Regions from separate parts of the Homo sapiens genome. Here region 1 is linked to region 2. Evidence: chromatin loops called from intact Hi-C (ENCODE). Cell type or tissue: IMR-90. All regions are shown on one strand. Links, peaks and the distances in the headings refer to the core of each region. The heading gives the core; the rest is flanking DNA. Region 1 overlaps RGMB (repulsive guidance molecule BMP co-receptor b). Region 2 has its middle 100 kb from the start of CHD1.

Region 1 (16,017 bases), core at 7,259-12,258, 240 kb after region 2:
GAATTTTAGCAAATGCTTTTTCTGCATCTATTGAGATGATCATATGGTTTATATCCTTTATTCTGCTGATGATGTGATGTATCACATTTATTATTTGCATATGTTGAGCCATCCTTGCATTCCTGGGATAAATTTTACATGATCATGGTGTATTATCTTTTTGATATATTGTTGGATTCAGTTTGCTAGTATTTTGTTGAGAATTTTTGTGTCTATGTTCATTAAGGATGTCGGCCTACAGTTTTCTTTTGTTGTTGTGTCCTTGTCTATTATCAGGGTTATGCTGAGCCTCATAGAATGAGTTAGGAAAAGTTTCTTCCACTTCAATTTTTTGGAACAGTTTGAGAAAAATCGGTATTAATTATTCTTTAAAGGTGTAATAGAATTAAGCAAGAAAACCATTCAGTCCTGGACATTTCTTTGTTTAGAAGATTTTTATTACTGATTCAGTCGTGTTACTTGTTATTGATCTGTTCAGGTTTTCTATTTCTTCTTGGTTCAATTTTGTTGATTATATGTGTCTAGGAATTTATTCATTTTACTTTTAAATCTATTGGCATATAATTATTCAAAGTAGTCTCTAATGATTCTTTTTATTTCTGTGGTATCCATTGTGACATCTCTTTATCTTTAATTTCTGATTTTATTTATTTGGGTCTTCTATCTCTTTTTCTTAGTCTAGCTAATGGTTTGTCAATTTTATCTTTTCAAAAAAACCAGCTTCTTATTTCACTGATCTTTTGTATTTTTTGTCTCAATTTTGTCTATTTTGATCTTTATTATTTCTTTCCTTTTACTACTTTTGGGTTTTTTTTTTTTTTGGTTTTCTATTTCTTTGAGATGCATCATTAAGTAGTTTATTTAAAATCTTTTTATTTTTTGATGTAGGTATTTACTACAAACTTGCCTCTCAATACTGCTTTTGCTGTATCCAGTAGGTTTTGATATGTTGTGTCTCTATTTGTTTCAAGAAGTTACAACATTTTATTCTTAATCTCTTTCTTCATCCGTTGGCCATTCAGGAGCATGTTGTTGAATTTCCATGTATTTGTATACTATTTTTTGTTTGTTTTTCTTTTTGTTTTTTGTTTGAGAGACACAGTCTTACTCTTGCCCAGGCTGAAGTGCAGTAGCATGATCATAGCTCAAGCAATCCTCTTGCCTCAGCCTCCTGAGTACATGGGACTACAGGTATGTGCCACCATCCCCAGCTAATTTTTGAAATTTTTTGTACAGATGGGATCTTGCTATGTTTGCCCAGGCTGGTCTCGAACTCCTGGCCACAAGTGATCCTCTGGCCTTGGGCTCCCAAAATGCTGGGATTATAGGCATGAACCACTACATCCGGCCCGTTTGTGTAGTTTTAAATGTTTCTCTTGCTGTTAGTTTCTAGTTTTATTCCACTGTGGTTAGATAAGATACTTGTTATGATTTAAGTTTTTTGAATTTTTTTAGACTTGTTTTGTATCTTAACATATGGTCTATCTTGGAGAATGTTCTATGTGCTGATGAGAAAAATGGGTGTATCTCCAGCTGTTGATTGCAATGTTCTGTAAATCTCTGTTAGGTACATTTGGTCCATGCTACAGTTTAAATTTGATGTTTCTTTGTTGGTTTTAGATCTAGATAATCCGTCCAGTGCCAAGAGTGGGGTGTTGGAATCCCCATCTATTATTGATGGGGGTTTATCTTTCTCTTTAGACCTAATATTTGCCTAATTCTCTTTAGACCTAATTATATATCTGGATGCTCTCATGTTGCCATCTGGAATTTTTTATTTCCTTACTTATCTTTTTGAGAATACTAAACCACATGGAGAGCTACAAATTTTTAATTATAGGGAGGGTATTTGGGGGTTTTCCAAGCCTACCTATTCAAATATGAAGAATTGAAAACAATTTCCCAAAGTTAATTTATGTTAGTTATTGTGAAAATTATCATAGTTCTCTTTTATATGAAGCACTAGGGAAAAATGTTGAGACTTTAAAAGTGATCTTGTTTCTAATGATGGGCAAATAAGATGCTTGAACCTGTTTCTAAATGAATGCAAGTTACAAGTTTCAGTAGACTTTCAGTCTACTGAAACCATTTGAGTGGGCTGCCTTGGATGTCCAGCCCAACTGAAACTTTAGATCACTTCTGCCCTCAGGTGACCTCTAAACACCACTTCATGAGAGATCCCAAGGAAGACCCACCCAGGTGAGTGCAGTCAGTGCACACACCATGAGAGAAATTACTTTACTTTATTGAAATTATGGATAGGCATTATAGAAATAAATTATTGTTGATATATTAAAACCATATTAGTCCATTTTAAAACATTTTATTTCAAAGTTGAGCACTGAAGGTTGAACATAATATTCCTTTTTGCTAGACCATATGTTCTTCCAGGAAAGAAAATGGGCCTATTTAGTGTGGAATTTCCAGTTTTTAACAGAGTGGCTTGTACTTAGTAGGTATTCAATAAATGTTTGTTAAATGAATTACTTTTCCATTTTATGCTACATTCAGTCCAATTTTTCTACTCACTAAAATCTCTATTCTATTGCAGGTAGTTATTTTATAAACTGAATTCATAATACTATCCTGTGATTGCCAAAGAATGTGGTTCTGATGAGTGGACAAGTTTCAGCACATTTTAATGTAGTGATTAGTAATGCTGAAGCTTACATAAGGTTTTATTGACATTATACATATGCATATGTGTTTATACAGATGTTTACGCACAAAACAGGCTATAGATTCTTTAGCCCGATTTGTTGACCCCACTGATTTAAACAAAGATAATACAATTCATTTTTGTATTTGCTATGGACAAGGGGAAAAATTCATTTTTATAATAATTAAACAAGTGTTTGATAAGTAATATTATAGGATAAACATTTACATTTTAGTGACAGTATTCTCAAATATTTTAGATGCCCTGTTAGCAAACAATTAAAATGGTCATTTTTAGTGTTTATTTATTCATAAAAGGGAGTTAGCTTAATAGGGCTATTTGTTCAGACTTTGTTAGTATTTTCTTTCAAGTAGGTACTAAAATTCAGTGTAAACCTTATAGCAACAGTAAGACACTATTGGGCAGGATCATGGCTTCATATGGGGAGCATGAGTTTTAGAGTCCCAAGGAGTCTAAATTCTAATGTAAGCTCTGTCCCTCACTGATTGGTGATCAATCTAATTACTCAACCACTTTCCTCAGTTTCCTCAAATCTCATAGAGTTTGCAAGGTGCCTGCATTGTGTCTGGCCATAGTAGGTGATCAATAGATATTAGATCCCTTTGCTTCCCCTGCACTGGATACAGGATCAGTCTAGTTCTAGAACCAACTCCCTCCCTTCCATACAGCCTCCATTACTGATATCTCTAACAGGCAAGTATCAGAAAAAGTGATTACCATAAGCTTAAAGCCTTTCTGATTATAAAATCACATCTGTCAGCTTACTCTTGACTCCTTCACTTTTTGTTTCTTCTAGTTTCAGTTCTAGTTATACTCTTGAAGCATTACCAAATTGAATCCCTCCTTCCCTCCCTCCTTCTCTCCCTCCCTTCCTTCCTTCCTTCTTCTGTTTATACATAGTGGGCACAACTGTCTTCTCTGGGCCCAAAACAATAAATAGGAAAAATTTTCTTCCTTATGGACTTTACATCCTAATGCTGGAGACAGACAATGAACACATAAACAAGGACTGTAGTAAGATAATGAAGAAAAACAAAGCAGGGTGCAAGGGATGGGGTATCATTTTAGATAGAGTGGTCATGATGGGCCTCTCAGAGCCTGAATAAAGAGAAGGGCTTTACGCCTGCAAATATCTGAGGGAGGAGAGTGGATGAGAAGTCCTGAGGCAGAAGCATACCTGTCCTAGAAGAAGCAAAGATAGATGTGGTTAAAGTGAGAAGGGGGTGGGCCGAAAATTTAGACCATATCAGCCAGCATAGGGCTAAGGATTGTTTTTAACTTTTTTGGAAAAAAAATTGAACTTGCAGAAAACTTGTAAAAATAGTACAATGAACTTTTGTATATGCGTCACCTAAATTAATTATTAAATTTCTGCCACATTCAGGCTATTTATCTAGCTATGTATACACATACACATTACCATTATCTGCTGAATTATTTGAGAATAATTTGCAGACCTTTTACTTCAAAATATCTCAGTGTATGCCTCTAAGAACAAGGATATGCTCTTTAATAATTCATAAAAATTTAACATTGTATAACACTATAATCTAAGAGTTCATATTCAAATTTTATCCGTTGTCTCAATAATGTCCTTTAAGAACCATTTTTCCCCCTCATCAGGGTCCAGAATCCTACACTGACTGCATCTAACTGCCATGTCTCTTTAGTCTCCTTTAGTCTGGAACAGATCCTCAGCTTTGCTTTGTCTTTTATGACACTGCTCTTTTTGAAGAGTACAAGTCAATACTTTTGTAGAAAGTCCATCAATTTGTGTTTGTCTATAGGTTTTGAATTTTATTCTAAATGTGATGAAAACCAGGGGGGAGTTTTGAGCAGGGAGTGATTCTATTATGTTTTGTAGGTTCTATCTGGTTGCCACATGGCGAGCTGGAGCCCACAGAGGAGCAAGTGTGGAGGCAGGAAGGCTCGTGAATAGTGTCTTGCTATAGTCCAGGTTAGAGTCCATGGAGGCATGGGCAGGAGAAAGAGTCAGCAGGGAGACCTTTCGAATGGTCAGATTTGGAATATGTGTAACATAGTTTTCTGGTGAACTTAATGTACGGTGTGAGACGAAAAGAGACATGGCCAATTCTTTGAGCCACTATTTAAGCCTGAGCCCTGGTGAAGGGTGGTGCCATCGCTAGACACAGGAGGAGGCTGTGGGTTGAGCAGAGAGTGTTTGTGTGTGGGTGACAGGAATCAAGTGTTTGGTTTTATATTTGTTACATTTGAGATCTTTATGAGATATTAATGTGGAAGTGATATGTAGGTAGCTGGAAATACAAGGCTGGAATTCAGGTGAGAGACTGGGATTGGAAAAGCAAACTATCTAAATCTCAGTACTGATAACAAGAATACCTACCTTTATTAAGCACCATTGATGTGCTAGGTAATTTGGTAGGAGCTTTATATATACATAACACCCTCAAAACTCAACAAATACAGTGATATTAGCATTAATAGCACAACTTTCCAAGATTCTTGCCCCATCTGCCTCCTATAGATTCCACTCAGATACCTAGGTGTGAGTGCTACAGGGATGAATTACATGGGCTTTTGGATAAATCTTGCTAACTGGGTGGTGCCTCTGCCCTGTACCACTTCCTCCGAGTGTGCCTGTGTTCCTCCTGCTGTGCCCAGCTGGACTGCTGCTTTTCCTGAGGAGCTTAGACTGTCCTGGATGCTGTTGCCCAGCACTGCTGGGCGCTGGTGCTTTGCTTTCTCCTGCTGCGCCACACCACCAATGCCTTAGAGCCCCAAAGTGCCAAAAATTCAAGAAGGCCTGTGGTGAAATGAGGGAGATGCCCACTGCTCTTTTTGTATTATGCTATCTTACCTGGCCTAAGCTAAGCCAAAGGGATTCTCCCCTGAGGATGTGAACTCTCTGTAGGTGGACGAAACTATAACTCTGTGAGGTGGCCATGTTCCACCATGGGTACCTGCGAGGTAGAGAAGTCAGCTTGCCAAGTTCGAGAGGAGAAAGTGACTTTAGAGTCAGAAGCAAAGATGAGATCCTAACAGCTTCCCAGGCTCCATTCCTGCCCTTGGGTTCCACAAGGTACCTCTGTAACCATAAAATAAATCCCTCCCTTCTCCCTTCATGCTGGAGATAGTTCAAATTAGATTTTATTGACAAAACCAGTCTTGGCCAGTTATGCTCTCTAATGCCTGAGGGATCTATATAAATTTTAAGCCGGGCGTGGTGGCTCACGCCTGTAATCCCAGCACTTTGGGAGGCCGAGGGGGGCGGATTACAAGGTCAGGAGATTGAGACCATCCTGGCCAACATGATGAAACCCAGTCTCTACTAAAAATACAAAAATTAGCTGGGTGTGGTGGCGTGTGCCTGTAATCCCAGCTACTCAGGAGGCTGATGCAGGAGAATCGCTTGAACCCGGGAGGTGGAGAGTGCAGTGAGCCGAGATGGTGCCACTGCACTCCAGCCTGGCGACAGAGTGAGACTCTGTCTCAAAAATAATAATAATAAAATAAATAAATAAAAATAAATTTTAAAAACCATGATATGAAAGGATACATGGTTGCTCCCTGTCACTGCTCTTCTCCATAAACACCTCAAGCATTGCCTGTATTTTTGTCTCCCTAATCAGTGTTTCTATTAGCTGTATACAACTTTGTTAATCATCTCTCTTCCACCCTTCTCTGTCACTTGCTCCATGTTCCCTTTCCCATTTCTGTTATTTTTATAGTTTTTTGACATCTTTTCATTAGTTTTTTCCCATGTTGCCTTTTTATTGAGCATCTGTGTAAAATTTCTCACAACGCCTCTCACCTCTCCCATTTGAAACCATTTTAAGATCAGAGAGGAGAAGGGCATTGCTCAATTGGGCCAATTTAAATCTGTCAGCCTTCATGGCAGATGGCCTCTTCTCTTTCTTTTCTTCATTGTCTATTTCAAGCAATTCTGAGAAGATAAGAATGCTATCGTTGGCCTAGGCTGAGCGGGAAGGGATCTGTGGATAAGAATTACGGTGATGATGTGAGCACTGGAAGCCCAGTTTCCACACCTTTTTTATACAACCCTGTCTATCGAAACATTTCAGAGTGTCCTTTCCCAAAGTTCGATGCTCTCTATGCTGGGACTATGATTTGCCAAGGTGTACAATACATGACTAGCAGTGGCTAGCAATAATTTCTCCAGTAGTAGCTTTTCCTCAGAGTTCTTTCTGTCCCCAGTTTATCCCTAATTCCTGAAGTTATGTCCAGGGCAAATGGTTACTCACAAGTCAGTGTTATTTTTTTAGTAGGTGCTTTAAAGAACGTATGCTGGATTTCTGGGGTGGCTGCAGTGAGGGGGCCAGTAGGAAGCACCTGATATGCACAGGTTTTGCATTTGGTCTCATGCATTCTGCTAGGAACCATGTGCACAGCACATCTCCCTCATAGATGTGAATAAACTCTGCAAAACTGTGGCCCCGTCCTAAATTCTTGGATGTTCACAGGGGCATACATGCAAATTTCATTCTAGGAATAGCTTATAGGTTTGCCAGTTCCCAAAGGTGAACATACAACTCACTATCAATCTTAGGTCCATTTCTGAGTAATGCAGGTTGAACACTAGGTTTGTATCAGGTCCCATGCTAAAAACTTTAAAATGCAGCAAATTGAACCTCACAATGAATGTTGGAGGTGTGAATTTCTTTTAGAATTCTTACTGTAAAGATGAGGAAACTGAAGCCTAAGTACAGCTTGGCACGTCTGAGGCCACATAACTAGTAAAGTAGGTGGATTTAAACTCAGAACTGTCTACTCCACAGCCCAAAATCTTGACCACTATGGTATGCTGCCTCAAGGCAGAATATATAAAATAAATGACCATGCACAGATGAACCCTTCAAAATGGCCTGCAGCTCAAAATGTAACCAGAATGCATTCCATATTTATCATTTTGCTTTGTGAGCTCTTCCTGTCCTGTTGCTACCCTTCCTCCCAGCTCCCCAGGTACACTTCCCCAACCTTCAAATGTCATCCAGATTTCCAATTTGACAGGATGCTGAGGATCTTGTATGGCATGCTGCCTCAAATTATTTCACTCCTTTTTCCTTTTCCTTCCCAAGAAGGAAGATGAACATTCATGAGCTGACTCAGGCCGAGAATCTTTCCCTTCCACTTAGGGTGAGCCAATCAATAGCTCTACCCACAGTCCTCACTGTGCTGATGACCAACACTGCATTAATGGCATTGCTATTTAGCAGCGCAAAAGAAGGGCTCACTAGAAAATAAATTTATTGTCCCCCTCCATCTCCCCCTTCAGTGAATCCCACCTTACTGCTTCCTGTTAGAAGGCTTTGGAAACCCTGTGGGTTATCAAATAGCACCATTTCCCTTGGCGGTGTTACACTATTGATTGAGATAATGTTATCTTCTGAAAATGTCATCTATGGCAGGTGCAATTCCTACTTGGTTAATTCATCTGTGGCTAGGTCTTGTATATTCAATCTGGTAGCAGAATGCTTTTTTTTTCCTTCTGGAGTTGGAGTTTTCATTACTGAAATAAAAAATGGGTCATAGAAATATTACTCATGAAGAACTCAGAAAACATTGCCCTGTTGCTTTCTTCCTGCTGAAGTTTGATAGGCCTACTTTATTACATTGCAGTTGGCAGGACCAGTTTACTCAATTGGTTTAACATCATTCCAAGGAGGGTGAGGGCATCCATTCTGGCTTTGTAGAATGTTTGTTAGTGTATCCTGCTGGGTGTTGGTTGGATTTCACACATATTTCACCGTCAGGGAGCCATGACATAACCTTTTGGGTACAAAGGACAGCATATTCTATTATTTAGTTGATAGTATCAAATGGCATGCTTATTAGAGGTACCTGGGGGAAGAAGAGCAGAATTTTTTTTTTTTTTAAGTCTCGCTCTGTCACCCCAGACTAGAGTGCAGTGGCATGATCTCAGCTCATTGCAACCTCTGCCTCCTGGGTTCAAGCGATTCTTCTGCCTCAGCCTCCCGTGTAGCTGGGATTACACGTATTCGCCGCCACACCTAGCTAATTTTTGTATTTTTAGTAGAGATGGTAGTTTCACCATGTTGGCCAGGCTGGTCTCGAACTCCTGACCTCAAGTGATCTGCCCGCCTCGACCTTCCAAATTGCTGGGTTTACAGGCATGAGCCACTGTGCCCAGCCAAAGAGCAGTAAATTTAAAGGAAAATACCATCTAAATAATAACAATTGCTTTCATGTGACTTGTCCATTTGGAAGACATACAGAAAAGGGATAGAAGCAGAAAGAAACAATATGGTTTAGGTTTAGGTAACAATATGGTTAGGTAGTGAAATAATAAAGAACTTTGAAACTGCTCCTTGAACATCCTGATTACTTTCTCTGTGGGGGAGACATTGGTTCACATACAAATAGAACAGGGAGAAAATCTGCAGCAAGGTATCTTTGCTCAGAAAGGACAGCAGCAATCCAAGACTGTTATCCCAGCTAGTTCCAGACAATAGAATACTGCCAATGCTACAAAATTAAAAATAAACAAGATAAAAAATAAATCAGATAACAGGACTCTTAGGGTTGATGTCGCTGTTGGGATTTTGGAGTTGACGTTTCAGTCCCCAAAGAGCTGGAGTTCTGGGAATGAAGACAGAATGGTAAAGAATTATTTTTGACTTTAAGCATAAAAGTCAAATAGTCTATAGCACATTTCGTTCTGCTATAGATTATCTGCATTCTTTCAGCACAGACACATCACTGGGTACTCAGTGACTATGTCATTTCATCCTATTTTATGTGGTTCAGCTGATATGATTGTCTTTTTTTTTTTTTTTTTGCTCTGAACTGCTACATGTAAATAGTCAACTGCAATGGTTAAGCTTTTTTCTTTAAGAAACGATTATGGCCAGGTGTGGTGGCTCATGCCTGTAATCCCAGCACTTTGGGAGGCTGAAGCAGGCGGATTGCTTGAGTCCAGGAGTCTGAGACCAGCCTGGGCAACATGGTGAAACCCTGCCTTCAGTCTCTACAAAAAATACAAAAATTAGCTGGGGATGGTAGCATGCACTTGTAGCCCCAGCGACTCGGGGGGATCACTTGAACCCTGGAAGTTGAGGCTGTAGTGAGCTGAGACTGCACCACTGCACTCTGGCCTGGGTGACAGAGTGAGACCCTGTCTCCAAAAGAAAAAAAAAAAAAAAGAAGAAATGATTACATGTATGTTTATCCCAGTCAGAATCTGATCCATTTAGTATTCTACCTAATACAAGTAACAGTGCTTCTCTGTGCCTTTTGTTTCAGTTATTTTCCTAACTTTTCTACCCTTTGGTGTGTTTCTTGAACAAAGACCAACTTGTGATCTCTTGATGTCTCTTTTTAAAACCCAAGAAGTGAGGATTTGTTTTCAAAGCCAGAAAATCCTGCCTTCCCAAATCCTCCCCACCAGGAGGAAGTCGTTACTGTTCACATCACCTTAAAAAGAACTAGAGTGCAGGCTGTATGTCTTCAAGGGACCAAAACTGTTACTAAAGACAGAACTTTGGGACAATACTAGTGGACCAATCTCACTGATACGGATTTGTAACTGCTTAAAATTTCAAAAGAAAAAAAATGACAGTAATGCTATAGTTTTGAAAATCAGCGAATTTGTGGGCAGGTGGCATGACTTATCAGTAACCTTTAGGGATTTTATACAATTCCCCCTCCCCCGACTCCCTTTCTTCTGCAGCTCTCAGTTCTTCCAGCAGGTGTCCCTATAATCACAGAACAGACATTCCACAGCAAGGTATGTAACTTTATTTTTCTAGCATAATAATTTAAAGTATTTACACACTGCACACTCACTGTTTTACACAGATACGTATTCATATATCTATGAACCACATCTAAAGGTTTCTTTGCAAAGACTCGACACACTGTTGGGGGGGGGGGAGCTTCCAAGCATAACAAAGAGGACAAAAAAAAGTTTTGAGTCTTTTAAAGACAGCCATGTGGAGCATCTGTGAAAACCAGTGTTTCCCCCGTTTTAAGCTCCCCCAGGAGACCTCTGAACAGCTATAGCCTATCCACATGTTGGTATGACCTGAAATTCTTCTAGCTAAGGTTTCAAGAACCAACATGTGCAAGCAGCATTTTTTCTAGAAATCTCAAAAAAGGAGAAAATAAACCTGGCCCTTACGTAGAGAAATACATCTATTTCTGAAAGTAATCTGTGGGGATTGTTTTACAGGGACACCGATTACAAGGGCAGAATAGCAAAATACACTATTACTAGTGATGCAGGGTGCTTTTAAATGTCACTTCCAGCTAAATGATATGGCAAAATAACCCAATCTTCTTTTCCCAACTATCAGTAAGGGTGGTTGTTATTTTCCCTGAAAAGAGCAAAGGTATATTTATTAATGATACACACTCTAAACCCAGATCCTATAGAAATTTCTTCTATTGCTTTTACTTCACTTTCATATTATTTGCACAAAAATAGTGGTTATCCTCCGTATTTTTTCCTCGCTTGTACTACTCAATTATAAAACAAATTATTAACGATAGCTTCTGAATTTGGTACATGGCATCATAGGTGAACAAAAAAAGCCACAGTTCAGAGCTGATGGTCAGTCCGTCTCTAGTCCAGCTTCTATAAAAGGAAGGCGGGTTTAGGTTTCAACTCTCTATAGTTGAATCTCCATGAGTAAGAAGGAGATGCCTTCCTTATTTTCCCAGACTGCCCAAGATTATTCTCTCATCAACACAAGGTAGAGGTTTGCCACCTCTACATGAATTCACAACTCCACTCTGTGACTGGGTGGCACATCAGTTCGCTAAGAAGTTAAACTTTACAAAATGACGTCCTCTTCCTCTTGCCGGTATGGGCCTCTGGCAGTGTCACTGATCAATAGGACATGGCAAAAGTAACTACCTGGAGAACTAAAACTAAGCATAATCTTGGCCTGAACTACTACGGTAAAGATAGTATCTTTTATTTCTGTTTATGTAAACTTATCAACAAATTATTAAAGCAGAAACTCTATCACTTCTTGGAACTAAAGATTTACATCTAGCTATAACAATAGAAACCTACCTATCCTGGAGTTAACTTTCTCAGATTACTGCTCCTGACTTTTGCTGTTCTTTTCCTTTTGCAAGGGGGTGCCAACAATGGATGGAAGAGGCAAGGAGATCTTACTTTATAGGAATTTCTCCAAGTTACAACGAGCAACTGACCAAATCATATTCAACTACAGGTGTTGAGAGAGAGAGTACCTGACTTCAGACCACCTGGGAAGCACAATGCTTAGTTAACAAGAATATCTGGATTAAGCAGTGCCGAAGTGGCCGCACACCGAGTCAGGCCAAGGAAGCTCTTCTGTCATTGCCGCCCAACTCTGTTCCACTTTGCATGCAGACATATCAAAGACTGTGATGAAGATCATGGTGGACAAGGAAGAATGAAAAACTTTGTGATGGGATCTGGGCCTCTACATTAGAGAAAGAACCTAACAAACCCCAGTTCTTTGGATTCGTAAGGTGAGGCTGAGGAGGGCTTACTGGAGTTGGAGACAGGGAGAGCTGTGTTTCTGGGCTCAAAGCCAAGAAACGGTTAAGAAGAGGGGCTTGCATCAGTCATATAGATTAAAAAGAGCAAGGCATGATAATTACTAAATTTATAGTTTCATGTTTTAACACAGAAGAGTCAGAGGGAAAACTGACAATTTAAAACGGGGCATGGGATGAGAAAAAGTCTAGGAGTTACTGAGATGCCTGGTACTTATCTACAAAACTTCCATCACTAGACCCTTTTGACCTACGAGAATAGCAGTTTCTATGGTTCAACCTAATACACTGTATGGGCTCAAATATATAACAATTAGAATTGAGAGTAATCAGAATACCAATAATACCCCCCCTTCTGAAAAAGTAACAGCTCTTAGATGAAGAGAGCTTCTTAAGATCAGCGTTTAAGAGTCAAAGCACCTGTAAGGGAGAGTTAACGACCCTTTCAAATCAAGTGAGGGCAGAAGGGTGAGGGCATAGTTCAAAGGAACGAGGCAGCTCCACCGGAAGGTGGCGAGTAAAAGCTGCACACCGTGGCAAATCAGTAGCAATGGGAAAGGGCAGGAAGGTACAGCCAAGAATAGCTACAAACAACTGGTCACCTTCAAAGGAAACGCTGCATATGGATGTCTGTGTATATGTACTATACATATCAACCAAGCACACACATAAATATTTAATATATAAAAAATAAAGTGCTTTCTAACAGGTCCCTGGGCAGGGACATTATAAAACATTTCACAGAACTGCAAAACAAAATTGATACAATCAAAGAACACTACATCCAACATATGTGAAAACAGCCAAACACAGTATGTACAATCTGGTGGGTGTCCCAGGACAAACATCCTGTCATATACATGGTATATACATATATACTCTTTTACTCAATATATTATGACAATATATATTTTAAAATTTTGTTATAGACAAAAAATAAAAAACCAAAACAAAAGACAACCCCTACAAAAACACGATAAGGATCAAGCAGGTGAGTCCTAGACTGACAGACAAATCACTGCCTCCACGGGGAGTCCCATTGCCACTGCTGGGGAAAATGTGCCAGCGTTCCTTCCTTGGGTGCAGGGCCTCCACATCCTCCAAGGCACTGTGGGCTGCGGCAGTAAAGTTGGCATCACCAGTGGTGAGCAGGTCGAAGACACAGGACTGGAAATAGATGTCCTTCACTGGCATCTTCTCATGGCATTGAGTGTTGGCAGTCTCCAGTGTGTAGCCAGGCCAGGCCTGCACCAAGGAGGTGCGAGGCAGGCTGTGTCCCAGGATGGCAGACACCTGGCCCTGCCCGTCATCGATGCGTTCACTCAGGGGGCAGCCGTTCACGCACAGCTGCAGGTCCTGGCTCTCCTCGTAGGACATGGCCAGGTCTTCAGGCATACGGATGGCAAGGGTCAGGTAGCGACCCACCTGCCGCACAAACACTGTGGTCCCTATATAGCGGGCGTGCATCTCCACATAGTGGCCACTCTCCCTTTCCACGATACGCAGGCTCTTGGCATCGCTGTCCCCACCACTGGTGGTGCCATCCACAAAGGCGGCCGGCAGGTCATCTGTCACAGCTTGGTAGACTTTCTGATCTGTACACTCATGGTGGGCTTTGAAGATAATAGTGATCTGTGGGAAGGAGCATGTACAAGGTTTAACAGAATGGGAAGGAAGCAGAACGGGGTAACCCTCTGTAGCAAGAGCTCCCCGCCATTTTGAAGCTGAATGGCTTAAGGCGGAATCTCCAAAATGGACCCAACTGCTTGCACCTCAAAAATGGATATCACTTTCAGAAAATATTTTTTAAAGTCCTATATATTTAGAACTAAAGTTTAAATAAATCTGTGCATCAAGACAAAACTTTTTTACTTTCCTAAGAGAAAGAGTGAGCAAGTGAGCAGTGTTGCTATCAGAATATCGGTTTTTTTTTTTTTTTTTTTTTAAGTGACAGGGTCAGCTCTCTTGCCCAGGCTAGAGTGCGGTGGCACATTCATAGCTCACTGCAACGTTCAACTCCTGGGCTCAAAGGACTTTCCCACTTCAGCCTCCTGAGTACACAGGACTAAGGGCATATACCACCATGCGTGGCTGATTTAAAAAACTTTGAAGTGAGGGGGTTGGTGGGGGGCGGGGGGGATGGTGGAGGTCGGGGGTTCCTCACTACGTTGCCCAGGCTGGTCTTGAACTCCTGGCCTCAAGCGATCCTCCCACCATCATCTCCCAAAGTGCTGGGATTACAGGCATGAGCCACTGTGCCAGGCCAGATTATGGGCAATTTTTATTGATAATTTATATCTTGTCTGCTTCCAAAGTGGATGAGTCATGGCATAGTTCTGAGAAAAGAAAAAGGCTCGTTTCTGAGTTATTATGCAGAAACTTTAAAGGGCTTAATTAACAATATACCTAACAGAACTTTGCTTCCTACCAAGATTCTTCATAGGATTAAAAAACTGTATCCCATGACTCACCACTACAAACTTACTCGAAATACAGAGAGAAAGAGTTGAGGAGGGGGCACCCCAGTAACAGCCACCACTCATGTACCCCAGGAAAGATTTCTATTAGTCCCTTAATCAAATGTTTCACATCACTGGCTAATCCCTGCGACAGGGAAATCACCTGGCAAATATAGCTCCTAAGCACTGGCAGAGACTGAATACCCTAAACCTAGTTACAGCAAATGTTTTCCCAAACAGCACCAGAGTCCCTTAACTCCTCAGAAATCTTTTCCCAGCCAACTCTCGATTCTCCAAACTAAGCACATAAATTCATCAAAGAAAAAAAATTACTAATAATACAAAAGCTTCTCTTTTGTAAACCCATGTTCTTTCCTGCAGAATCCTTTAATTAGAACAGTTAGTTAAAAACCTTGCACACCTTCACCTCCAACATATCCAACATCTCTGGTACAGGTGGTGGAGGGAAGACAACTATGATAAGACAGGGGCTGCTGTGTCACACAACATGGAGAAACTATTTCAAAGAAACAAAAAAAGACCAGATTTTGAGAATTGTATCATTGCTAGTAACTGAGGCAACAGGGTTCTCTCTTCCTTCTTGAAAAAACAAAAAGTATCAGGTGACTTCAGTCAGGAGGAAGGTAGACAAGCCAAACACTCTATGAATTACTCGGGATGGAGGAAACCTTCTACCTCCTGCAAGGAAACTAATCGAAACAATAGACCCTTGTGAAAAAGACCAGAAAATGCACCCCCCTCCCCCCGCCTGCCCACCCGAAGTCCTCACCACCACCCTCAAGTTTATGTCTTAAGTTTTTCTCCAACTCGGCCAGCATTTGCTCACACTATTTAATTCCACTTGTTCCCACTGGTGTTACTTGACTGGAATTTTCCAGCCATTTCATTTTACTTCAGCCAGTTATAAAGCCAGATCTGAACCAGCTGCACTGTAGCAACCGGTTAAATTCATATCCGCTGTGTGCAGCTGCAACTAAAAGCCAGACAATGTACTATGAAAATGCTGGGTTTTCTCCCTTCCTAATTACCCTGAGCCACAACTTGATTTCACTACCAGCCTTCTCACATTTCAACACCTTCTTAACAACCCAAAGGAGGTGCATCAGAGATGATTTCAGGAAATTTGTTGTGCATCCAACCATAGGACCTTTCAGAGTGAATGGGGGTTTTGAGCTAGATATCTAACGGGACCATAAAATAGATTTATTTGGTGGCTCTAAAATCCGTTGACAAGTGTTTTTTTTTAAGGCATGCTGGGATCCCTTGGAGATGAAAAGATTGATTCAAGAAAATTTTGCACCTGAAAAAGTTGAAAGTCAACAATACAGATGGCTAAAATAAGAG
Region 2 (16,017 bases), core at 3,550-8,549:
TTATTAAGTTGATCTTCAATCTCTGATATCCTTTCTTCCACTTGATCAATTCAGCTATTGATACTTATGTATGCTTCACAAAGTTCTCGTGCTGTGTTTTTCAGCTCTGTCAGGTTATTTATGTTCTTCTCTAAACTGGTTATTCTAGGTAGCAATTCATCTCATTTGTTTTTGAAGGTTCTTAGGTTCTTCCTATGCAAGGTTCTTTCTTGCATTGTGTTAAACATGCTCCTTTAGCTCAGAGCAGTTTGTTATTACCCACCTTCTGAAGCCTGCTTCTGTCAATTTGTCAAACTCTTTCTCCATTCAGTTTTCTTCCCTTGCTGGCGAGGAGTTGTAATCCTTTGGAGGAGAAGAGTCATTCTGGTTTTTGGAATTTTCAGCCTTCATTGGTTTCTCCCCATCTTCGTGAATTTATCTACCTTTGGTCTTTGATGTTGGTGACCTTTGGATGATGTCTCTGAGTGGATGTGCTATTCCTTTCTTTTTGTTAGTTTTCCTTCTACCTTCTAACAGTCAGGACCCTCTGCTGCAGGTCTGCTGGAGTTTGTGGGAGGTCCACTCCAGACCCTGTTTGCCTGGGTATTACCAGTGAAGGCTGCAGAACAGCAAAGATTGCTGCCTATTCTTTCCTCTGGAAGCTTCGTCCCAGAGGGGCACCTGCCAGATGCCAGCCAGAGCTCTCCTGTATGAGGTGTCCTTCAGACCCTACTGGGAGGTGTCTCCCAGCCAGGATACATGGGGGTCAGGGACCCACTTGAGGAGGCAGTCTGACCCTTAGCCGAGCTTGAGCACTGTGCTGGGAGATCCACTGCTCTCTTCAGAGCCAGCAGGCAGGAACATTTAAGAATGCTGAAGCTGCACCCACAGCCGCCCCTTCCCCCAGGTGCTCTGTCCCAGGGAGATGGGGGTTTTATCTATAAGCCCCTGACTGGGGCTGCTGCCCTATTTTTCAGAGATGCCTTGCCCAGAGAGGAGGAATCTAGAGAGGCAGTCTGGCCACAGCTGCCTTGCTGAGTTGCGGTGGGCTCCACCCAGTTCCAACTTCCTGGATGCTTTGTTTACACTGTGAGGGTAAAACCGCCTACTCAAGCCTCAGCAATGGCAGATGCCCCTCCCCACACCAAGCTCAAGTGTCCCAGGTCGACCTCAGACTGCTAGGTTGGCAGCGAGAATTTCAGTCCATGTTAGCTTGCTGGGCTGTGTTGGGGTGGGACCCACCGAGCCAGACCACTTGGCTCCCTGGCTTCGGCTCCCTTTCCAGGAGAGTGAATGGTTCTGTCTCGCTGGTGTTCTAGGTGCCACTGGGGTATGGAATAAAAAACTCCTGCAGCTAGCTTGGTATCTCCCAAATGGCCGTGCAGTTTTGTGCTTGAAACCCAGGGCCCTGATGGCATAGACACTGGAGGGAATCTCCTGGTCTGTGGTTTGCAAAGACCATGAGAAAAGTGCAGTATCTGGGCTGGGGTACACTGTTCCTCAGGCACAGTCCTTTACGGATTCCCTTGGGTAGGGGAGAGAATTCCCAGACCCCTTGCGCTTCCTGGGTGAAGCAACGCCCCACCTTGCTTCAGCTCACCCTCCGTGGGCTGCACACACTGTCCAACCAGTCCCAATGAGTTGAACCAGGTACCTCAGTCCAAAATGCAGAAATCACCCACCTTCTGTGTCGATCTTGCTGGGAGCTGCAGACCAGATCTGTTCCTGTTTGGCCCTCTTGCCCAGGAGGCTGATAACCCAAGAGATTCTTTCCTGAGTCCTCTTCACTCACAAATTGTAAAGAATTGTATACCTACATGATAGGTTTACAAACATACCTGTCTTTTTTTTCTAATTAGTAGATAATTATCTTATTCACTCTATTCCTTATCACATATTCACATTTTATTCACATATTCATTCCATTCTTTATCAGTTCAGTACTTCATTTTCACCAAATAGTTTTTGGCTTTCCATAGAAAAGTTAAGTTTTCGAGGACTCAAATATTTCTTTTTATTTTGTCATGTGTGTGCAAAGTGTGTGTGCATGTATGTGTATGTGCACACTACTTCAAAGTAGATTGAGGAAGAGAGTATGTATATGCTTTTTATCATAATATTTTAATTATAAAATTTATATACTTCCACCTGGAACTATAAAAATCCTGGAAGAAAACCTAAGGAAAACTCTTCTGGACATTGGTCTACTCAAAGAATTCATGATTAAGACCTCAAAAGTGCAAGCAACAAAAACAAAAATAAACAAATGGGACTTAATTAAACTCAAAGGCTTCTGCACAGCAAAAGAAACAATCAATAGAGTGAACAGACAACCTGTAGGATAGGAGAAAATATTTGCAAACTATATGTCTGAAAGAGGGCTAATATCCAGAATTTACAAGGAGCTCAAACAGCTCAACAACAACAATAACAAAACAACCCCATTAAAAAGTGGGCAAAGGACATGAACAGACATTTCTCAAAAGATATACACATGGCCAACAAGCTTATTGTTAAAATGCTTAATATTACTTATCATCAAAAAAATGCAAATTAAAACTACAATGAGATATCATCTTACACAAGCCAGGATGGCTATTATAAAAAGTCAAAAAACAACAGATGTGGGTGAGGGTGTGGAGAAAAGGGAATGCTTATACACTGTTGATGAGAGTGTAAATAAGTACAACCTCTCTGGAAAATAGCATGGAAATTTCTCAAAGAACTAAAAGTTGAATTACCATTTGATCCAGCAATCCCACTACCGGGTATCTACCCAAAGAAAAAGAAATCTTTATCTTGAAAAGATATCTGTACTCATGTTTATTGCAGCATGGTTCACAGTAACAAAGACTTAGAATCAACCTAAGTATCTGTCAATGGATGAGTAGAGAAACTGTGGTATATGTACATACAATGAATGACTAGTCAACCATAAAAAAGAATGAAATCATCTTTTTCAGTAGCATGGATAGAACTGGAGGCCATTATATTAAGTGAAATAACTCAGAAACAGAAAGTCAAATACTACATGTTCTCACTTACAAATGGTAGCAATGTAACATGTACACATGGACATAGAGTGTGGAGTAAGAGACACTGGAGACTCAGAAGGATGGGAAGGTGGGAGGGGAGTGAGGGATGAAAAGTGGCTTAATAGGTGCGATGTACATTATTCAGAAGATGGTCACACTAAAAGCCCCAGACTTCACCATTATCCAAAATATCCATGTAACAAAACTGCACTTGTGCCCTTAAATTTATACAAATAAAAAAAGTTTTAGATGTACATACTTCTGATAGAAAGTAGATACAAAATCACCCATTATTTCATAATCAAAGAGTAATAAAATTACAATGTATGTCTTCTCAATATGTTTTTATATATGCATTTTTAACTTAATTTGTTTTAAAATTTTTACCAAAAAAGTCATATTATATAAATTTTAGCCTATTTTTCCCTTAGTAGTACATTATAATATTTTCACATATCAAAAAATATTATTCTATAATATGATTTTAAAGGAATCATAGTAATAATGGTGTTTTTAAGTAATTGAACAATATTCATCTTATGAGTAACTCCTTAGAGATAAAGCAACAGAAAGAATCCATAACAGCAAAAAGTGTAGTGAGCTTTTTATTTGTTTTTACATATCAAAGTAATTTTTGCCAAATGCCTACTGTTTGTCTTTTATGTACTGGGAAAACAAAGATAAGTTTTTAGAGCAGTTATAAGATAGGTAAGTTAGTCAAATATTATGTGATGGGTACTAAGACAGAGATAGTCCTACGCGGTACAGGAACACAGAGAAGAGGCCTCTAAGTAAGAATGAGAGTCACCTGTAAAGTGACACTAACTAAACTATTGAAGGACAAGGGGATTGGGAATTGCAGAACAAACAGCATAAGTAAAAGGACTGCCTAGAAACAGTCAATCATTAATTCACAAACTGGCTTGATCATAAAAATCAGTAGAGACTGCCAGGCACAGTGGCTCACGCCTGTAATCCTTGCACTTTGGGAGGCCGAGGCGGGTGGATCACCTGAGGTCAGGAGTTTGATACCAGCCTGGCCAACATGATGAAACTCTGTCTCTACTAAAAATACAAAAAATTAGCCGGGCGTGGTGGCGGGCACTTGTAATCCCAGCTACTCAGGAGGCTGAGACAGGAGAATCACTTGAACCCAGGAGGTGGAGGTTGCAGTGAGCTGAGATCACGCCCCTGCACTCCAGCCTGGGCAACAAGAGCAAAACTCTGTCTCAAAAAAAAAAAAAAAAATCAGTAGAGACATAAGCCCCACTCCTGGAGATTCCAATTTAATATGTTTAGGGTCAGGCCAAGAATCTGCATGTTTAATATGTCCCCAGAAATTCTTACATTCAGTCAAGGTTAAAAAACAATTCTAGTCCCTCCAACTGGAAACCTGCTTGTTTTACAATATAGCAGTAAGGAAGTAGCCATCCCTGAAGCTTGGAAAGTGGCCAAAGACAGAATGTGTGGGTTAAGCCTTGAAGTTTATCCTGAAAGATAAAGGACTGAATCTGAGTTTGCAGAGCAGATTAGCATTTTAGAAGGATCACTCTGTAAGAAACGGAGTATGATGTGTAAGGAAACCTTTTGAGGAGGCTAATGTAGCAATTTAGGTGAGAAGTCATTAAGACCTTAATTTAAAAAGTGGTTATGAGTTTAGGAAAGAGGAGAACAAGAGATACCAAGGAATTAAAAGCCACAGGGATTAGGGATTGATTGAGTATAAGTGAGAGTGACCTAGGAAGACTCCCAGGGAAGTGGATTGGGTGACTGGATAAGAGATATGCCATTTATGAAAATGTGGCATTCAAGTAAAGCGCAGGTTTGAAATACATAAGTTCACTTTTAGATATACTGAATTTTATTGGAAATTCAATCGTAGGTTCCATCGCAAACTCAAAACGAAGATTTGGCAGGAGGAAGTTTGTAATATAACAGTGATCGAAGTTGAACCCATGAGGAAGATAACACTTACTGTTTAAGCAGAAAAAAAGGGAACCTACAATGGAGACTAAAAAGAATTATCTTTTTTCTTTTTAAGGAAAGAATAATGCCACAGAAAACAAAGGAGAAGGACTCCAGAAGGAGAACTGCTACCGATAAATCAAACAAAATAAGGACAAAGCAAAGTTCCCTGAACTGTGCCTTATGGAATTCAATGGTGCAGGTATCAGGAGCATCTCCTCTGCACATGTTTCTGGTGGGCTTGGCCAATCAAATGTTTCCTTCCTAGGAGCTAAATCTTAAGTGGTGACACAAGGAGGAAAGGTAGTTGAACCTTAGTAAACATACATGATTATGCATGTCCACGGTTTCATTTCAGTGGTCCTGTACTTTCTGCCCTCAGGAAGCTTGACTGTTTAGTATTTTCTTCTGTTCTGCATTATACCAGTATATTTCCAATGAATATCATTTTTTCCATAAGTTGTTCTCAATTTGTTTCTTTGGCTTATAATTAGAGACCCAAAACTGCCAAGGTAATTTTACTTTTGCTTTCATTTTCAATAAGACAAACCACTGTTCTGTTTATTTTCTGAAGTAAAACAGGAAAGAGGGCGATGATTGATATAATAAAGTCATTGAGTACACAGAAGAGGATGGAATCCAATCTACAGGTTGAGAAATGAGCCTCGAGTTAGATGGGCACCTTTTCCAACAGGAAGGAGAAGTAAAAATGCCAATAAATAAGCGAATAAGTAAGAGGGAGAGGAAGGTGCCGTTTTCACTTTCTGCCCTTGCCTTTTCACAATGAAAAGGACAGAATCATCATTTGCTGAGTGTAAGAAGAGTTGGTGGTTTTGACAGTAAGGGAAGTAAATGTTTGGAATACCCACTGTCAGTTGATCAGAAGCACCTTCACCATAACTGAGGACTCAGCCTTGGTCAGAAAGCAACAACATACAGTGACATCAATTGGTATGGCTGTGTGATTTTTCTCCAAGAACTCTCAGCTGCTCAGTTCCAGAGTCAGAGAAACAGGATGGCTGGATTAAGAGTTGAAAGTAATATTGAAAGCATAATTTAAGTAGTGGACACCAGTGTGTGGAGCTGAACAGGGAAAATGGGAAGACAGAAGGAGACTAATTGATTAGGAGAAAATGGAGGGCTCAAAGCATATGGGGTCATGAGGTCAAAGGGCAGGCATAGTTCATATAAGGACCAGAAAGTTACCAAAAACAAATGGTGAGGAAAAGCAGATGTCTTGTCTAAACATGAAGCCTGTATCTGAATCTCCCTATGGATGGAGGGTTCACGTTTATCTACCTTCAGACTGCTCTACTCGGCTATCAGTCAGTCTTTCTTAGGATTCCTAATTTGTTTTTCTGACTTTCGCCCACAAGCTGGATGACCACTTGGTGGAGCTCCTGCAAAGAGAATGTCAGCCCATTGGTTAACAAGATACCCTGAAAAACGAGATTCCATAAAATTATGCAGTTCACTGTAGCCTAGTCCAGTAAATGGTGGACTGATTGAGAAATACTTTTTTAAAAAAATGTTGTGAGCTACCCTTTCCCTATTGCTTCCAACAGAATGACAGCTGATTCTGGTACTTGGAGCAACCAAAATTTCGGAAGGTTCTTTGATCTTAATGCAGCAATGAGTGTTCCCTCTACTGCTAGCCTAAGCCTAATCTAGTCCTTCATCAGTTGTAGAAATATAATATCTTTAAGAAAGGATAGGAAAAAGAGTCCATAATTAAGACACTGTTCCTTTAGGCCTAGCCTATTAATAATACCTTTAATCTACTTTACCTCGCGGGTTTAAAAATAATTCTGCCTGTTGCTTAGTGCCACCCATACTGCTGATGATGAACAATGATCTGTTGCATAAATTGCCACCTACCTTTTATTCTGTAGCAGCCATTCATTACAACTCTAAGGCCAGTAATTACCAGTGATGAAAGTGGCATTATCTGCCGTGACTTTCTGTTTGGTTTTACTTTGAAAGTGCCTTAGCTGGTTACCTTACTTGGATAGTGTAGACCGTTCGAGTGCCATAGACAACTTATTCTCCTATCCCTGGCATAGTCCCCCAAACAGTGCCTTCATTACTGCAAGGAGAGAGTGTGGCTTAATTACACTATATTCATCTCTATGACAAGCCAGACAACTCAAACCATAAGGTTTCATTACATGGTTCTTATAGTTTCATCACGGTTTATGACCAAGAGCACATACTTTCTAATGCAGTGTGAGAAAATCAAGATGTAGTTAGATTAATTAATTTGCAGCAAAATACTATCTGGAACATCAGGAAGACTGGCAGGTGCTTCCAGTTCAACTCCATGTCATAGATCAAATTATAAAATTTCAATAAGCAGTTTCTCTTCTTTTAATTGACAGATATAATGGTTACTTTTAGCTGTCATAGAATTGAATAAAAATCTGAGATAATAAGATAATAGGATGTTGACATGTTTTTAGGTGGCAAAAATAAACCTTAATATTGTGTCATCAATTTCTTCTTCTCTGCACCTATAATTATGCAGGCTGTGTGGATTTCATTCTTTTCATACTGATAGTGTTATACTATATTTGGTCACATTCCCCCTAAGATGATGAGGCTAGATTATAGATCTGGAGCAAACTTTTGCCCTTGGATTGTTGACAGGCACTGCAACTTAATTAAGTTGACATTTCTAGCATAAATTCCCAGAGATAGAAGACACCTCAGAGAATCTTTTATCTAACCTTCTGCCCACTATAGGAAATCTCTCCACAGCACACCCAACAAGTTGCTTTTCCAGTCTTCCTTGATTTCATCAGCATCCCAAATTATTCACTGGGTGTTTACTCATGGTTCTGCTTTCTTCTAGGAAACATACATACACAGAGTCAAATTTTCTACTATCAGAGAGGACAAAAGGGAAATGAGTTGTCTGACAGAGAGAAATGGGCAAGGACAAAGGGAAAATCATTAGTGGAAAGAAAAAGTAGCATTAAAGGGCAGTATGATGAGAAACAGGAAGAAGAGATGTATGCAGTTTAAGCAGAGCAATCACTTTCACTAAGCCCTTTTCATTCTCTTGCAATACTCTCAGGAATTACAGATTGGAAGGCACTGCACTGGTGTGGAAGTAGGCTGAGAAGAAACATGGGTTGGACACAGTGGCTCATTCCTATAATCCCAGCACTTTGGGAGGCCAGGGTGGGAGGATCACTGGAACCCAGGAGTCTGAGACTGACCCTGGCAACATAGCAAGACCCTATCTCTACAAAAAATTTAAAAGTTAGCCAGGCGCGGTGGCACATGCCCATAGTCCCAGCTTCTCAGAAGGCTGAAGTGGCAAGATCACTTGAGCCCAGGAAGATGAGGCTGCACTGAGCCATGACTGCACCACTACACTTCAGCCTGGACAACAGAGTGAGACCTGTCTCAAAAAAAGAAAGAAAAGAGAGAAGAGAAGAGAAAAAGAGAAGAGGAGAAGGAAGGGGAAGGGAAGAAACATGGACTGGAGAGAAGTGTCAATGTCATTATCAGAGCCTACACTGGCATTAATGTGACCAGTACTGTGTCTTTGTTTGGGGGTTAAGAAAGAAGGTCTACTTAGGTCAGTACCTAAGAAAGATGCATTCCTCTATTTGTAATGCTCACTTCTAATCTGTCACCTACCTGACCCACTAACTGTGGACCCACTAACTCTATTAACAGTAGGTATAATTGTATTAGTATAGATCTCTTTTTAAAAAGATGAAACAAGGGCTTATGTGCAAGGGATTATTTTGGGAAATGATCCCAAGTTTTAAGAAGTGAAGGGACTGGAGAGAGTAAAATAGGGAAGAAAGGAAAGCAGTATCAGGGGAAGAAGGTCTCAAGTTGAACATGACCACAGATCATGATCCATTGAGAATCCTCTAAAGATCCACACAGAATGAGCCTCAGAATTCTGCAAACAAGGGACAGAAGAAGGTGGCATTTATCCACTGGGTCTGTCCCTGATAGGTCACGATTTGCCTTAATGACATTAACCTCTTGTATACAATGTGTGAGGCAGATCTGTTACCTACCACAGACACCCCAGTTGCCCTGTAGAGTTAGCAATGGGGCAGAAATTAAGAAAAGCCAAGTGTGGCCTGGCACAGTGGCTCACACCTATAATCCCAGCACTTTGGGAGGCCGAAGCGGGCAGATCACTTGAGTTCAGGAGCTTGACACCAGCCTGGCCAACATGGTGAAACCCCCGTCTCTACTACAAATAAAAAATTAGCTGGGCATGGTGGCAGGCACCTACAATCCCAGCTACTTGGGAGGCTAAGGGGGGAGAATCACTTGAACCCATGAGGCTGAGTGCACTCTAGCATGGGCGGCACAGCAAGACTCCACCTCAAAAAAAAAAAAAAGAAAAAAGAAAAGAAAAGAAGAGAAAACGCAAGTGTAGGTTGAATAATGGACACTTCCACATTAAAGAAGACTAAAAAGATCTAAGAAGTAAATGCTATGTGTGATCCTGTTCAATTCTGAACCAGAAAAAAGTCATAATTCATAAAAGACATGATTAGAAAAATTTGCAAACTTGTATTAGGTGTATTGATTCAAATATTATATCAATGTCAAATTTCCTAGGTTTGATCATTTTACTACAGTACATAGATGAATATGCTGGTTCTTAAGAAATACACACTGACGTATTTAGGAGTAAAGGAGCATGACATCTGCAAGTCACTTTCAAATGGTCCTGTATATATGGGGGCAGGGTGGGAGAGAGAAATCAAATGTGGTAAAATGTTAACATTAGTGAATCTGTGTGAAGTATATGGGTGATCTCTGCACTATTCTTGCATCTTTTCTATAAGTTTGAAAATATTTGAAAGTAAAAAGTTTAAAAACTGTAAGCTCTGGACCAAAGGGAATTATAGCAAGGGTTCAAAAGACCTGAGCTTTAGTCCAAAGTCATTGATGCTTGTTGTTTCTGTTTTCTCATCCAGAAACTTTATAGAATTACTGTAAGAACTAAATAAAGTGATTTATGTAAAAGACGTTTGAAAGGTTTAAAATAACATACAATTGTGTAGTATTGTTAGAAATGGGAGTCTGACATTTGAAGACGGCTTAATAGGGTGTTAGATCATGTATCAGCTAAGCAGTGACAGACATATACAGAGAAACAGAAGAATGTGTGGGTTTATAACTTGAAAGTAGAGAGCATTTTAGGTCATTTTCAGCTACTAACTCCTTATTCCAAATTGGTACCCTGTAACAAACTTTAATTATCTACTGTATACTAGACAATATGTATATTGTAAGAATTGCAAGGATGAATGATTCATATTCTCAAGGAATTTAGAGTCTATTAGAGGATAAAACTACAAAACTAAAAATCAATCATATGATCTGTTAAGAAATGACTACAGAAACAAAAGTAAGAAAGCAGCAAATGTGAGGTTTGAGGATAGAGACAGAAGAATTTCTGACAGGAAGTAATTTTTGAATTGAGCCTTGATGAATGAGAATATCACTTAGAAATAAGAAAAGGAGGACCAGGTGCAGTGGCTCATGCCTGTAATCCCAGCACTTTGGGAGGTTGAAGCAGGCAGATCACCTGAGGTCAGGAGTTCGAGACTAGCCTGGTCAACATGGCAAAATCCTATCGCTACTAACAATACAAAAAAATTAGTCATGCATGGTGGCGTGCACCTGTGGTCCCAGCTACTCGGAAGACTGAGGCACAAGAATCTTGAACCCCGGTGGCAGAGGTTGCAATGAGCCAAGATCGTGCCACTGCACTCTAGCCTGGGTGACAGAGTGAGACTCTGTCTAAAAAAAGAAATAAGAAAAGGGCATTTTAGGTAAAGAAAATGGCTGAGGAAGCTATAAAAATACCTTACATATTTAGTCTCTTTGCAGTTTTTTGCCTCCTGTGTGACAGCTTCCCCACATTACACTCCCTAACTAAATACCCATGAAGCCATAAGAATTCCCTCCATTTTTATTTCTTGTTTTGTCACCAACTTTGAAATTTGATAGTGTATTAAAATAATGGATGGTCCACCACAGTCATGAAGAATGAATAGAACCTCCTGATAAAAGTGGTTTTTGTGAGTTTTTTTAGGGATGGTTAATTTTTTAAAATCTGATTCTGGAATGCAAGAAGATTATAAAATGTTTTTAAATTTAAAAAAACAAACATCTGTATACCATGCTGTTCTCTTCTTTGCATTGGGATTTGGGTTATTTCATAGAGCATTTTAATTAATGGTGCAAATTAGTCTAATTACCAAATTAGTCTAAAGCTCTCAGAAGTGAGGTCAATGGATACACATGCTGTGGAAAGGCCAGACTTTTCATAAAGCCACAAAAACTATTTTTGGTACCCAGAAGATGACTTGGTTAGTATCAAAAACAGTAAGATCTACCTTCATTTAGGACATAAGTGAAAGACACTTCTGTGGTTAATAAATTTCACTGGCAGCAAGGGAGTAGAAGCCCCTAGGAGATACACTCCACTGCTTCTACAGAGAGGTAGAAGTGGAGTTTCAGTTTTAATTTTGCACTGTCTTTCTTTGAAATGATTCTAGCTTCTGCTTTTGAACAAACAGTAACAGTTTCTGATCCCTGTTTTACTGTCATTGAATATCAAATGGAGAACTTGTTTCTGAGACAGGAAATGCTAGTGAAACTCCTCGCTCCTGTCAGCACTTTCTAAGCAAAGTCAGGCACACTGCTTGCATTCTCTGTATTTGGAGATCTTCATCTTTACACGATGCTTATTGCAATCTGGAAGCTAAAATAATCCATACTCAGGCTTCAATAGCCTAAACTGTTTTTTTGTTTTTGTTTTTTGTTTCATTTTTGTTTTTTTTTTGTTTTTTTTTTTTTTTTTTGAGACAGAGTCTCGCTCTGTCACCCAGGCTGGAGTGCAGTGGCAGGATCTTGGCTCACTTCAACCTCCACCTCCTGGGTGAAGCAATTTTCCTGTCTCAGCCTCTCAAGTCCCAAGTAGCTGGGACTACAGGCATGTGCCACCATGCCCAGCTAATTTTTGTATTTTTAGTGGAGACAGGTTTTCACCATGTTGGCCAGGCTGGTCTCAAACTCCTGCACTCAAGTGATCTGCCCCCGTCAGCCTCCCAACGTGCTGGGATTACAGGTGTGGGCCACTGACCCAGGCCCAATAGCTTAATCTTCATATTTCACACCTGGAAAACTATAATTATAGTACTGCTGACTTTTTAAACTGGTACAAAGACTTATCTTAGGCAATGTCTAAAAAGTGCTCTAATCACCTTAGAAGAAAATTATGCACTCTACAAATCACAGACTTGGGAGGCTTTGTTAAAAGTAACCTGTTCCAACACTGCAATATATGAATCAAGAATCATTTGTATGATACAGTGAATTAAGATGGGTACTCTGGGCATTTTATTTTGAAAGGTCAACAAAATGCAACTTGTTAGAACAGTTTTAGCTCTGTAGCCTATGGCTACCAGTTTACGCTAAAATAAGTCTTTTATTATACACAGTGACAAATTCTTCCATCTCTTCAGCTCTTTTCACCAATGCAATGTATACTGAGTAGTATCTCCTTCAGTTAGTTTAGGCCATCTCTGGCTCTTCTGGAATATTCTGTCCCTCTCAGGGCTGCATTTGATATGCACTTTAAATGTATTTTGCCTATAATTTAAAAGATAGGATGGGGCTGGGCACTGTGGCTCACACCTGTAATCCCAACACTTTGGGTGGCCACAGAAGGCAGATCGCTTGAGGTCAGGAGTACGAAAACAACCTGGCCAAGATGGTGAAATCCCATCTCTAATAAAAATACAAAAATTAGTCAAGTATGGTGGCAGGCACTTGTAATCACAGCTACTTGGGAGGCTGTGGCACAAGAATCGCTTGAACCCGGGAGGAGGAGGTTTCAGAGAGCCGAGATTGCGCCACTGCCCTGCAGCCTGGGTAACAAAGGAAGACTCTGTCTCAAAATAAATAAATAAATAAGATAGCAGGATGGGTGCAGTGGCTCACACTTATAATTCCAGCACTTTGGGAGGCCAAGGGGAGAGGATCACCTGAGTTCAGGAGTTTAAGACCAGCCTGGACAACATGATAAGACCCCATCTCTGTAACAATTTTAAAAATTAGCCAAGAGTGGTGGCATAAGCCTGTGGTCCCAGCTACTCGGGAGGCTGAGGTGGAAGGATCACCTGAGCCCATGGGGTAGAGGCTGCTGTGTTTGCACCACTCACTCTAGCCTGGGCAACAGAGTGAGATCCTGTCTCAGTCAATCAGTCAGTAATAAATAAATATAAAATGATAGCAGCTGGTAGTCAGCAGAGGCGGCAAGGGAGATTTCCCAAAATAACGAAATTCTCAAGATTCTATCCTCAGGATAGATTCTGAAATCCTCAGAGAATTTGGAAATTCTCAAGAGGTAGTTTTGCTAACACACATCCACTTGTAATCCATATTGTCTTTTCTCCCTTGGGGTGCAAGGCGTTAATTAACAATATTTAACTTAAACAGACTCATAGTGCTACAACTAAGGGAATTCCTGAGCTACTTCCTGTTTCCAAGTCCCTGGCCAAGCCGCTCTTGAACTGCTCCACCCCCCAAAACAAACAAATTCTTTTAGTTAATATTTAAACTCTGTTCATTTGAGCTTTATTCCTTTGACCCTAATGCTTTAACTTCTGCTAAAATAAAAATGCTCTTTGTACTATTATTAATTATTTATGCTCTACTGTGATGGAAGAATCCAAACAATTTTGATAGGTGACTGCTTAAGCCTCTGAGAGTGAATTAACTGTATTGATCTCTTTGAGAATAAATTAACTATTATTGCTCATTGCTCATTTGCATGTATAAGCTCTGGACTGGATACGTTTTTTAAGACACTTAATATTTTAAGGCACTTAATTATTGTGAGACTTTATATATACATATATAAATATATACACATATATGTATGTATGTATTTTTAAGTCTCACAATAATTCTACCAAGTAGGCATTCTTTTTCTGAAATGGAGTCTGGCTCTGTCTCTCAGGCTGGAGTGCAGTGTCACCATCTCTGCTCACTGCAACCTCCTTCTCCCAGGTTAAAGTGATTCTCCTACCTCAGCCTCCCGAGTAGCTGGGATTACAGGTGCGTGCCACCACACCTAGCTAATTTTTGTATTTTTCATAGAGAGGGTTTCACCATGTTGGCCAGTCTGGTCTTGAACTCCTGACCTCAGGTGATCTGCCCACCTCGGCTTCCCTAAGTGCCGGGATTACAGTGTAAGCCACCGCGCCCGGCCCAAGTAGGCATTCTCTCTATCTTACGAAAGGGAAAACTGAGGTTCAGAAGTTGGGAAAGGTTTACACCACCTGTAAGTGACAGCCAGAAATTGAACTCATTTGTGTCTATCAGATGCCAAAGCAGGGGTCACAATTTTGCCTAGACTCAAAATGACATATGCAGGTTCTTATTTTAGATGGTAGCAGGAAGAGAGTAGATGGGTGAGAACCAGAGACCCAGGAGAAGACTGGGGCTGTGGTATAGGAAACACAAGAATAAAAGAAAATTGTGGCCAGGCACAGTGGCCATGCCTATGATCCCAGTGCTCAGGGAGGTCCAGATGGGAGGATCACTTGAAGCCAAAAGTGTGAGGCCAGCCTGGGCAACATAGTGAGGCTCTGTCTCTACAAAAAATTTAAAAACTTAGTTGGGCATGGTAGCATACCTGTAATCCCAGCCACACAGGAGGCTGAGATAGGAGGATTGCTTGAGCCCAGGAGTTCAAGGCTTCAGTGAGCTATGATCGGGCCACTGTACTCCAACATGGGTGACAGAGTGAGATCCTGTCTCTAAAAAAAATTAGTTAATCAATTAATTAATTAAAATGGAATGAGAGTAGCAAAACATGAGGAAAAGTACATCTACTCAGTTAAGAACATTTATTGAGTAACTACTTAGAAGACACTGTGCTAAATCCTGGCACAAATATACACAAAGATGTGTATATTAATATATAAATGCACACATCTTTGTGTGTATATAAAAATATATATTAATATATATTTGTTATTTAAGGTAAAATACATAGTTGCTCTTTAAAAAATGTAGACAACAAGCTGGACACAGTGGCATTAGCCTGTAGACCCCGCTATTAGGCTGAGGAAAAAGGATCATTTGAGGCCAGAAGTTTGAGGCTGAGGCTGTTGCATACTGTGATCATGCCTGTGAATAGCTATCATACTCCAGCCTGGGCAACATAGCAAGAACCCATCTCTGAATATAAAAATAAAAAGAGAAATGGTAGTGTACAATACAAACTATTTATTCTACATCTTGCTTTTCTTATTAATATTTGTTATGTTAGTAAATATAGCGCTATCTCCATTCATCCCAATGGCTACATAACATTCCATCATCATTACCATACGTCAGTATGTACCAACATGTATCAGTACCATAGGTTATTTAACCAGTTCCTTTTTCATGGACATTTAGGTCGTTTACAATATTTTAGCATTAGATATGTGTTGCAATGACTATCCTTATGCACATATGATTTTGCAAGTGCAAGCCTATTTATAGGGTAAATGTAGAGACATAGAATTGCTGAGTTGAAGAATATGTAATATGTATACATTTATTTTTGACATGCATTGCCAAAATGCTCTCCATAGAGTTATTCCCAACTCACATTCCCACCAGCAATATATGAGAGTTTCTATTTCCCCACACAACACCATTTGAATTTATCCAGTCTGTAGGTGGAATACAGTGTTTCTACAGTTTTTATTTGAATTGACAATATTTTAAATACAGAGTATTTCATTTTTTAAAGAAAAGGATTTCCAACTTCTCTTGAAAAATCTGAAATGTATCAACTCTGGATCCACTTTCCACAGCTGAATAGTGACTACTTTCCTTAGGCAAGGTATATGCAGTCAATATTGTCCTTCCTCCACACACACACACAATCTCATATTCATCCCTGACACTGAAGCCAAGAGCCAGTTGCTATTCATCATTTTCCAATGCAGCCCCATTTACTAATCTATATTACCTTACTGGC

Evidence for each region. Peaks named below come from ENCODE experiments on the same cell type or tissue, not always from the same donor. Only the 100,000 strongest peaks of a DNase experiment are listed, where the experiment ranks them.
Region 1: a loop joins it to region 2, with 5 times the contacts of the local background. A loop is called at or near these places in 1 of 110 quality-filtered maps.

What each region holds. Positions count from the first base shown.
Region 1 is chr5:98,790,893-98,806,909 of GRCh38, reverse strand. RGMB (repulsive guidance molecule BMP co-receptor b) reads right to left here. Exons shown (of 3, transcript NM_001366508.1): 3 at 10,416-13,825. The coding sequence ends at 13,157. Among named protein-coding and RNA genes, the nearest start is that of RGMB, 25 kb to the right of the region's middle. In IMR-90, for the core only: a CTCF peak has its summit at 10,380 (motif pointing right); a DNase peak (open chromatin) is centred at 10,459.
Region 2 is chr5:99,023,019-99,039,035 of GRCh38, reverse strand. No RefSeq gene overlaps it. Among named protein-coding and RNA genes, the nearest start is that of CHD1, 100 kb to the right of the region's middle. RefSeq lists enhancers at 601-1,264, 1,265-1,929, 5,553-5,612. In IMR-90, for the core only: a CTCF peak has its summit at 6,371 (motif pointing right); DNase peaks (open chromatin) are centred at 4,465 and 6,375; H3K4me3 peaks cover 833 bases; H3K27ac peaks cover 160 bases.